Linked DNA regions of Homo sapiens: region 2 is linked to region 1. The links are chromatin loops, found by intact Hi-C in ENCODE. Cell type or tissue: OCI-LY7. All regions are shown on one strand. Links, peaks and the distances in the headings refer to the core of each region. The heading gives the core; the rest is flanking DNA.

Region 1 (5,361 bases), core at 60-5,059:
CCTTCATGCCAGCACAGAGGTGCTGGCTGACGCAGGGGTGCAGGCAGCAGGGAGTGGGGTGGAGCGGGAGGTCTGGAAGAGAGGGTGCAGCAGTGTAACCAGCCCCTGTCCGGGCCAGTCAGGGGAGTCCCCAGTGTGAAGGGGAAGGAGAGAGAGGCAGAGACAGAGGGAGACAGAGAGGCAGAGAGAGACAGAGAAAAAGACAAGAGATAGGAACAGAAAGAGAAGGAGACAGAGAAGCAGAGAAGGAGACAGAGAAGAACAGAAACAGACAAAGAGACAGAGAGATAGAGATACAGAGAGGCAGAGAGAGAGACAGGCAGAGAAACAGAGAGACAGAGAGGCAGAGAGACAGGCAGAGAGAGACAGAAAGAGATAAAGAGAAACAGAGAGACAACGAGAGAGATGGAGACAGAGAGAGATGGAGACACACACAGACACAGAGAGACTGACAGAGACAGAGGGACAGAAAGAGATACGCAGAGACAGAAAGAAACAGAGACAGAGACAAAAAGACAGACAGAGATGGGGAAGAGAAAGAGACAGAGACAGGGAGGCTGACACAGAGAGAGCACAGAGAAAGAAGACAGAGAGAAACAGACAGAAAGAGACAGAGACAGAGAGACAAAGACAGAGATGGAGACCAACCGAGAAAGGCTGAGGGGGACTCAGAAGGGGACCCAGAGGCAGCGTGAGCCGACCCAGCGCCCTCCCTCTGCACAGGCTCCAGCTGGCCTGGGGCCAGCCACCAGCTGCTGCCTCCCGCCCACCCTCCCCCACTGCCAGAGCCCCAGCTGCCACCGCCACACACACGGCCACCCTTTGGCGGCCCCACCAGCTGCCCCGGGACCCCACGGCGCCCTGGGCCAGGAGGAAATACCTTCGCCTGGGCCGGGGCTCCCAGATGCCTGTCAGGCCGCCCTCTTCGGAGCCTCAGTTTCCTCACCTGTAAGATGGGGAACCCCCCAACTTAGCCTGTGCATTTATGGAGCACCTACTGTGTGTCAGGCCCCAGATGGATGCTGGAGGTGTGGGGCGGCCAGGCTGGGCCCGGGGCTCCCCTTACAGAGCCAGGCAAGCCCCACAGGCGCAAGGGGGAGAAACAGGGGCCTGAGAGTGGGAGGAACGATAAACTGATGATACACCGGCAAAGGGGCCTGAGAGTGGGGAGGAACGGCTCCCGGCCGAGGGACATCCTGGGCACAGACCCTGAGGTCACAGGGAGAAAACGGTGTCCAAGCAGCAGCGAGGAGGTGGCCAGCGCAGCTGGAGGGAGGTGGGCAGAGGGGGCTCGGGAGGCCGGACATGGAGGGCAGTGGAGTCCTCCGAGACAAAATAAAGCTCAGGGTCGGCCGGGCACGGCGGCTCACGCCTGTAATCCCAGCACTTTGGGAGGCCGAGGCGAGCAGATCACGAGGTCAGGAGATCGAGACCATCCTGGCTAACATGGTGAAACCCCATCTCTACTAAAAATACAAAAAATTAGCCAGGCGTGGTGTCAGGCGCCTGTAGTCCCAGCTACTCGGGAGGCTGAGGCAGGAGAATGGCATGAACCCGGGAGGCGGAGCTTGCAGTGAGCTAAGATGGCACCGCTGCACTCCAGCCTGGGCGACAGAGCGAGACTCCGTCTCAAAAAAAAAAAAAAAAAAAAAGTTCAGGGTCAGCCAGGCCAGGGCGTTCCCACCTGGGATCCCAGTGCTGTGGGAGACTGAAGTGGAGGATTCCTTGAGGCCAGGAGTTTGAGACCAGCCTGGGCAACACAGCAAGACCCCCCTCTACACAAAAAATAAAAATCAGCAGGGTGTGGTCAGGTGCAGTGGCTCACGCCTGTAATCCCAGCACTTTGGGAGGCCGAGACAGGTGGATCACGAGGTCAGGATATCGAGACCATCCTGGCTAACACGGTGAAACCCCGTCTCTACTAAAAATACAAACAATTAGCCAGGCATGGTGGTGAGCGCCTGTAGTCCCAGCTACTCGGGAGGCTGAGGCAGGAGAATGGCGTGAACCCGGGAGGCGGAGCTTGCAGTGAGCTAAGATGGCGCCACTGCACTCCAGCCTGGGCGACAGAGCAAGAACTTGTCTCAAAATAATAATAACGAATAAGGAGAAGAAGGAAGAAGGAGGAGGAGGAGAGGCCGGGCGCGGTGGCTCACGCCTGTAATCCCAGCACTTTGGGAGGCCAAGGAGGGCAGATCACCCGAGGTCAGGAGTTCGAGACCAGCCTGACCAACATGGAGAAACCCCGTCTCTACTAAAAATACAAAATTAGCCGGGCGTGGTGGCAGGTGCCTGTAATCCCAGCTGCTCGGGAGACTGAGGCAGGAGAATTGCTTGAACCCGGGAGGCAGAGGCTGCGGTGAGCTGAAATCACGCCATTGCACTCCAGCCTGGGCAACAAGAGTGAAACTCCTTCTCAAAAAAAAAAAAAAAAAAAAAAGAGGAGGAAGAGGAGGAAGAGAAGGAAGGGAGAAGTAGGGCCCGGCCAGGTGCAGGGCACATGCTTCCCGCCCCTCTCCAGTTTGCTGTGTCCCCTGGATTCCTCCCGTGCCCCTGGGCCTGCCCTGACTCAGCCCTAGCTGCAGGCTCCTGTACCCAGTTCTGTATCCCGTCTCAGCCCAGGTCTCCCTGACAGGGTCAGGTTCAGGGTCAGGACAGGAGTGAGGAGTGGCTGGTGAATTTCTTGTCTGTCTCTGCCCAGTGTGCAGACTGTATGCGTGAGGTACATACCGGCCACGGACCGGCCGGAGACCCGGGGTTCTGCCCTGCCCTGCAGGTAGCTGAGGTTACGAGGGGGCCATGCCCCCACCCAGACAGCCGGGGTGATAAGGAGGCCAGGCCTGATGGAGCAGGAGCTGGGGGGGACTAACAAGAGTCTGAAGCAAATAGAAAACCTGAGACCAAGCTTCAGGGGGTGGCTCCGGGGGGTCACATGACCCAGTATCTCCCGGGCAGCCCTTGGGGCCGTCCCTGGCCTCTGGAAAGGGGCCTCCCCTTCTCACACCCCTGCCACCTGCTGGGAGACCCAGAGGCCCAGCCTCTGCTAGGGGCCTCAGCAGCAGAGAGCACCTGCTCCTTCCCGGGCAGGACTGCCCTGTAGGGCTGTCTGGGACCAAGTCACTTTTGCCATCCTGAGTCCTTTCCTCTATTGAAAAAAAAAAGTAAAATTGAGACTAGAATTGTTATTATTAATTTATTATTATTATTATTTGAGACGGAGTCTCACTCTGTCACCTAGGCTGGAGTGCAGTGGCACGATCTCGGCTCACTGCAACTTCTGCCTCCCAGGTTCAAGCGATTCTCCTGCCTCAACCTCCCTAGTAGCTGGGATTACAGGCACCCACCACTACACCCAGCTAATTTTTGTATTTTTAGTAGAGACGGGGTTTCACCATGTTGGCCAGGCTGGTCTTGAACTCCTGACCTCATGATCCGTCCGCCTCGGCCTCCCAAAGCGCTGGGATTACAGGTGTGAGAGCCACTGTGCCCGGCCTTAATTCGTTATTATTATTGTTCATCGGAAAACAATTATTATTCATCATTTTTCTTCTGATTAAATTTTTTTTTCTTCCTGAGACAGGGTGTCACTCTGTCTCCCATCCTGCAGTGCAGTGACACAAACTTGGGTCACTGCAGCCTCAACCTCTTGGGCTCAAACCATCCTCCTGTCTGAGCCTCTCCAGTAGCTGGAATACAGGTGCCTGCCACCACGCCTGGCTTTTTGTTTTTTTGTTTCTGTTTTTGTTTTTTTTTGAGACGAGGTCTCGCTGTATTGCCCAGGCTGGTCTCAAACTCCTGGGCTCAAGCGATCTTCCCGCCTCAGCCTCCCAAAGTGTTAGGATTACAGGTGTGAGCCACACAGTGCCCGGCCCTGATTTTAAAAGAAATTAAAACATTTTTGGCCAGATATGGTGGTTCATGCCTGTAATCCCAGCACTTTGAGAGGCTGAAGCAGGTGGATCACCTGAGGTCAGGGGTTTGAGACCAGCCTGACCAACATGGTGAAACCCCATCTCTAGTAAAAATACAAAAATTAGCCAGGCATGGTAGTGGGCACCTGTAATCTCAGCTACTTGGGAAGCTGAGGCAGAAGAATTGCTTGAACCTGGGAGGCAGAGTTTGCAGCGAGCCGAGATTGTGCCATCACACTGCAGCCTGGGTAACAGAGCAAGACTCTGCAACAAAGGAAGAAAGAAAGAAAGAAAGAAAAAGAGACAGAGAGAGAGGGAGGGAGGGGAGGGGAGGGGGGAGGGGAGGGAGGGAAGGGAAAGAAGAGAAAGAAAGAGAGAGAAAGAGAGAAAGAAAAGAAGGAAGGGAGGAAGGGAGGGAGAGAGGGAGGGAAGGAGGGAGGGAGGAAGGAAGACAGACATTTTCATGGGCCCTAAAAGCCTCCGGGGCCTGGGCCTGTTGCGTTCGATGGACAGATTGAACTCACCCTGGTGGGTGCTCTTGTTAAACTCCTTTGACAGATGAGAGCTCACACCATCGTGTGACCACAACCACAGTGGACTCGCTGAGCAGTGCTCCTTGCCCTGAGCTCAAGCTCACGATCAACCTGGTGGGGCCTCCCCAGGACACCAGGGGTTTCCCCCAGGGAACCCTGGGACAGCAAGAGGCCTCCCCACCCCCAGGGAAATGCCCGGGCAGTGCGGATCCTGCAGGAGGAGGGGGTGCCCCGGTGGAAGCCCACCCACGCCCGTTCTGTGGTTCTGCAATCTCAGTCATGCAGCATCTATGGTGAGGTGAAAAACTAAACATTCTTTAATTTTAAAAAGCGGCCGGGACCAGGGCACAGTGGCTCATGCCTGTAATCCCAGCACTTTCGGAGGCCGAGGTGGGGCTGATCACCTGAGGTTGGGAGTTCGAGACCAGCCTGACCAACATGGAGAAACCCCGTCTCTACTAAAAATACAAAATTAGCTGGGCGTGGTGGTGGGCGCCTGCAATCTCAGCTACCAGGGAGGCTGAGGCAGGAGAATCGATTGAACCCGGGAGGTGGAGGTTGCAGTGAGCTGAGATCACGCCATTGCACTCCAGCCTGGGCAACAAGAGCAAAACTCCGTCTCAAAAAAAAAAAAAGCGGGGTGGCGGGGGTCCGGGCATGGTGGCTCATGCCTGTAATCCCAACACTTTGGAAGGCCAAAATGAGAGGATGGCTTGAGTCCAGAGGTTGGAGACCAGCCTGGGCAACATAGCAAGATCCCGTCTCTACAAACAAAATAAAGAAAAATTAGCCAGGTGTGGTGGTACATGCCTGCAGTCCCAGCTACTTGGGAGGCTAAGGATGGAGGATGGCTTGATCCCAGGAGTTTGAGGCTACAGTGAGCCATGATCGTGCTACTACACTCCAGCCTGGGTAAC
Region 2 (5,295 bases), core at 296-5,295, 420 kb before region 1:
CTGTAATCCCAGCTACTCGGGAGGCTGAGGCAGGAGAATGGCGTGAACCCAGTAGGCGGAGGTTGCAGTGAGACGAGATCGCGCCACTGCACTCCAGCCTGGGCAACAGAGCGAGACTCCGTCTTAAAAAAAAAAATAACGTATTTGTATCATTGCTATGTTTAATGTCGTATTTCATTGACCATAAGTCCCACAGGGAAGGAGGAAGTTGTTACTTCCTGTGTGGGGCTGGGGCCAGGGTCTCCCCCTGGGTATTGAGTCATTCTCTGGGGTGGAGTGTCCTGGGCACTGCAGGGTGCTGAGTAGCGTTCCTGGCCTCCACCCACTCCATGCCAGGAGTTCCCCCAAAACCTGACAACCACAGATGTCCCCAGACATCGTCCGGTGTTGAGGGGCAGAATCTTCACCGTGTTCAGGCCTGTGGGGGCAGGGGGCAGGGTGGTCTATCCCTGACTCAGCCCGCCAACATCCTCTGGGCCACGAGGCAAATGAGAAGAAAAAGGAAGTGGTCGGGGGTGTGAGCCACTCCAAGCACAGACAATTCCCACCGGGGACAAAGGGATGGGCTGAGCTGGGACACCTGGGTGGGGAGTCGCACCCTACGTGCCCTGGAGAACCAAGGCAGCCTGAGTCACCATGCCAGCTCTGCCGGGCTGCAGATGCTGGTTTCAGAAGCGCCTGGCAGCTGCGGAGCTCTGGGGATGCGGACTTGGCTGGGCTAAGATGGATCGGGTATCGGGGCCCCCAGAATCCCCTCAGTGGAGTCCCTGGTAGATTAGATCAGAGGGGAAGCTGCCAATCTAGCTGAGGTCTTGCCCCAGGGCAGTTTTGCCCCCAGGGGACTTGGAAATACGGGGCAGTGCGGGGGGTGCATTTGTGTTTGTCACAACTAGAGGAGGGGCTGCCCCTGGCATGGAGTGGGTGGAGGCCAGGGACATTGCTCAGCACCTGCAGTGCCCAGGACAAACTCACCCAGAGAAGGATCCAGCCCTGAATGCCAAGTGGGGGACTGCATTAGTTATTTGGGAAAAAAAAATCAAGTCTGCTCCCTGCTCACACCAGACACCAGAATAAACTCCCAATATGGCAGACGGTGTAAACCAGGGGACCTCAGCTCCTGGGATTCTCTTCCTCTCCCCCTCTGTGGATTTCAATGTGTGTAGCCTCCTGGGACCTCAGCAGAGCAGAGGATCATGGGCCACGGAGTCTCTTGGGGGTCCGTGGAATCCCCTAACCCAAGAGGTGTCAATTGAGGGTAATTCTGCCCCCAGGGGACACTGGGCCAAGTCTGGGACATTTGTGTTTTTCTCATGACTGGGGGTGCTCCTGGCATGGAGTGGGTGGAGGCCAGGGACGCTGCTCAGCACCCTGCAGTGCCCAGGATGGCCCCTCCCCAGAGAGTGACCCACGCCGATGTCCACAGTGCAGAGAGTGGAAACGCTGCCCTAGTGGCAGACGCAGCAGATTCAGAATTGAAGGATCTGAGTTCAAGCCCAGACTTGTACCTTTTACCTCCCACCCTCAGGCGAGGCAACTGGCCTCAGCTTCTGGACGTGCAGCACGGGTGAGCCCCTCCCGCCAGCCAGGAAATGATGAGTTTCACGAGAGCAGGTCCTCCAGGGCCCCAGCAAATGCCAGGCCTGTTTACTAATGACAGCAAAGGTCCACCATCACTTAGCAGGAATGAGAGCATTCGCTTTCAGCCTGCCCTGCCAGCCTCACAGGGCTGCGGCATGAACCCCTGTAGGGTTAGTTTATGAGTGCGTAGGGAAGTGCTCCCCAGAAAGCAGGAGAAACACGGATGGCCAGATACACGTTTGAGCCTCTGACAACTACAGTCACTGTGTACTAACTAGTGGTGAGGTTGGCAATTTGTAAAAATTACTCATTAAAGAGGGAGACAGAGCCAGGCTCCGTGGCTCATGTCTATAATCCCAGCACTTTGGGAGGCCAAGGTGGGAGGACTGCTCGAGGTCAGGAGTTTAAGACCAGCCTGGACAACATAGCAAGACCCCCGTCTCTACAAAAAATACAAAAATTGCCGGGTGTGGTGGCTCATGCCTGTAATCCCAGCACTTTGGGAGGTCGAGGCGGGCGGATCATGAGGTCAGGAGTTGGAGACCAGCCTGGCCAATATGGTGAAACCCTGTCTCTACTAAAAATACAAAAAAAATTAGCTGGGTGTGGTGGTGCGCACCTGTAGTCCCAGCTACTCAGGAGGCTGAGGCAGAAGAATCCTTGAACCCGTGAGGCGGAGGTTGCAGTGAGCCAAGATCGCACCACTGCACTCCAACCTGGGCAACACAGCGGGACCCCATCTCAAAAAAGAAAAAAAATAGAAAAATTATCTGGACGCACGCCAGGAGTCCCAGCTACGCAGGAGGCTGAGGTGGGAGGATTGCTTGAGCCCCGGAGGTTGAGGCTGGAGTGGGCTGTGATTGTGCCACTGCACTCCAGCCTGGATGACAGAGCAAGACTTTGTCTCAAAAAATAAAATAAAGCAAACAAGAACAGTTAGATCCCCGGCCTTGCCACTCGCAGGACAAGCTTTGTCCCCCTCGGCACTGTGGACATTCAAGGCTGATTAGTCTCTGGGGTGGGGTATCCTGGGCACTGCAGGGCACTGGGCAGCATCCCTGGCCACCACCCACTCTGTGCCAGGAGCATCCTCCAGTTATGACAACCACAAATGCCCCCAGACATCACCCAGTATGAGTCCCCGGGGTGCAGAATCGCCCCCCAGGTGAGACCCCCACTGCAGCTGAGTGTGGCTGAGAGCTCTTCACAGTGGCCACGAGGAGGCGAGACTGGGGTGGGCCCCTGGCTCCCACTGGGCGGGCTCAGAGCATGGCTCCTGCCCCCACGTTCAGACTGAAGCCATCCAGGAGGCCAAGAAGGCGGTGCCAAGTCGGTGGTGCCCAGTCAAGCCCAGATCCTGCGGCCCTGGGTTAGGAAAAAGTTCCGTGAAAGGAGTGTGGCCCTGGGTTGGGATGGTAGCTTGGGGCGTTCCTCCCTGTGGCTTCCTCTTTCTGACACTTGGTCTCTTGTCTCTTGAAACTTTGGGCTGAGTCCTCTGAAGCAGGCACCACAGGTGTCCGTGACGTCTCATCACTGTAACTGTCCCCTAGGTGACACGATCTTAGCTTTGTTTTGAGACAGGGTCTTACTTTGTCCCCCAGGCTGCAGTGCAGTGGCACAATCATAGCTCACTGCAGCCTTGATCTCCTGGGCTCAAGCAATCCTCCCACCTCAGCCTCCAAGTGGCTGGGACTATACAGGCACATCCACCATGCCTGGCTAATTTCTTAACTATTTCGTACAGAGATGGGTCTCACTATGTTGCCCAGGCTGGTCTTGAGCTCCTGGCCTCAAGCAGTCCTCCTGCCTTGGCCTCCCAAAGTGCCAGGATTACAGGCGTGAGCCACTGCAGCTGGCCAGGGCTTCTTTTAGGGGTGAGGAAAGTGTTCTGGAATTAGATAAAGGTGGTGTTTGCGCAACGCCAAACGTGCCAGGAGTCACGTAACTGTACTCCTGAACTGTAACTGAAAAGGTTAAAACGTGTGGGATGTGAGTCATATGTCAATCTAAAAACAGAAGAAAAGACTATCAGGAGAATTAGGACAGTATGCTAAGCCCTCGATAGCACCTGGCCCAGAGGGGCCTGGGCAGGCCTTGCTTCCTGCCTGTCTGCTTTCCCACGAGAGAAGTCAGAGATGCAGTAGGCACAGTGGCTCACACCTGTAATCCCTGCACTTTGGGTGGCTGAGGTGGGAAGATCGCTTGACTCCAGAAGCTCAAGACCAGCCTGGACAACATAGCAAGACCCCATCTCTACAAAAATACAAAAATTATACAGGTGTGGTGTTGTGTGCCTGTAGTCCCAGCTACTCAAGAGGCTGAGGTGGGAGGATCACTTGAGCCCGGGAGGTCAAGGCTGCAGTGAGCTGTGATTGCACTACTGCACTCCAGCCTGGGCAACAGAGCAAGACCCTGTCTCTAAAAAAAACAAAAATGTAAACCAGACAAAAGCACAAAACAGTGACAGGATGCACGCCTGGGTGATCAGGGAAGACGCAGCCATCCTCCAGCAGGAGTGAGGGTGGCCTACCAGCACCAGGAGCAGTTGTAACGTTTAAAAGTAAACCCTCAGGCCAGGCATGCTGGCTCACGCCTGTAATCCCAGCACTTTGGGAGGCCGAGGTGGGCAGATCACCTGAGGTCAGGAGTTTGAGACCAGCCTGGCCAACATGGTGGAACAGTTTCTCCTAAAAATACAAAAATTAGGCAGGCATGGTGGCGTGTGTCTGTAATCCCAGCTATACAGGAGGCTGACCAGGAGAATCGCTTGAACCCAGGAGGCAGAGGTTGCAGTGAGCCGAGATCACGCCACTGCACTCCAGCCTGGGTGACAGAGCAACACTTCACCTCAAAAAAATAAAAATAAAAAAGTAAAAATAAACACTCAGAGGCTGGGCGTTATGGTTCACGCCTGTAATCCCAGCACTTTGGGAGGCCGAGGTGGGCAGATCACTTGAGGTCAGGAGTTCGAGACCAGCCTGGCCAACATGGCGAAACCCCACCTCTACTAAAAATACAAAATTAGTCGGGCGTTGTAGCGGGCACCTGTAGTCCCTGTTACTTGGGAGGCTGAGGCAGGAGAATCGCTTGAACCTGGGAGACAGAGGTTGTAGTGAGCTGAGATCGTACCACTGCACTCCAGCCTGGGCAACAAGAGCAAAACTCCGTCTCAAAAAAATAAATAAATGAAAGTAAAAATAAATAAATACTCAGATTTTGGAAGGTGGCTCCGGGATGCTGCCTTTTTTTTTTTTTTTTTTTTTTTGAGACAGAGTCTTGCTCTGTCGCCCAGGCTGGAGTGCAGTGGCACAATCTCCGCTCACTGCAAGCTCTGCCTCCCGGGTTCAGGCCATTCTCCTGCCTCAGCCTCCCAAGTAGCTGGGACTACAGGTGCCCACCACTACGCCCGGCTATTTTTTTGTATTTTTAGTAGAGACGAGTTTCACCGAGTTAGCCAGGATGGTCTTGATCTCCTGATCTTGTGATCCGCCCACCTCGGCCTCCCAGAGTGCTGGGATTACAGGCGTGAGCCACCGCGCCCAGCGCCTTTTTTAGCAGGACAGATTCTGGGCTGGGAGCATCTTCCAGCCAAGTATGAGGGCTGGGCTGCCAGGCCGGGAGCCAGTGTTGTGCACTGACCTAGAACATATGGAACTGACTTCTCCACTCAGGGCTTGTCTCTCAGGCGCCTCCCGTGCTCTGGGGCAGCGGTCCCCG

The links. Hi-C counts contacts between places; a loop is a spot of excess contacts. Peaks named below come from ENCODE experiments on the same cell type or tissue, not always from the same donor. Only the 100,000 strongest peaks of a DNase experiment are listed, where the experiment ranks them.
Region 2: it touches region 1 in a loop (8-fold over the local background); 3 of 110 quality-filtered maps call a loop at or near these places.

What each region holds. Positions count from the first base shown.
Region 1 is chr19:1,663,281-1,668,641 of GRCh38, reverse strand. No RefSeq gene overlaps it. Among named protein-coding and RNA genes, the nearest start is that of TCF3, 13 kb to the right of the region's middle. RefSeq lists a silencer at 635-684 and an enhancer at 1,071-1,571. In OCI-LY7, for the core only: a CTCF peak has its summit at 2,974 (motif pointing left); DNase peaks (open chromatin) are centred at 761, 1,671, 2,624, 2,991 and 1 weaker place; H3K4me3 peaks cover 1,976 bases; H3K27ac peaks cover 4,824 bases.
Region 2 is chr19:2,085,512-2,090,806 of GRCh38, reverse strand. The region is part of intron 1 of MOB3A (MOB kinase activator 3A); the gene reads left to right. Among named protein-coding and RNA genes, the nearest start is that of MOB3A, 8.2 kb to the left of the region's middle. RefSeq lists enhancers at 1,297-1,556, 775-1,737, 1,917-1,976, 2,858-2,987, 3,618-3,857 and 2 more. In OCI-LY7, for the core only: CTCF peaks have their summits at 1,385, 2,600 and 2,801 (motif pointing right); DNase peaks (open chromatin) are centred at 576, 3,066, 3,646, 4,066 and 1 weaker place; H3K4me3 peaks cover 3,932 bases; H3K27ac peaks cover 5,000 bases.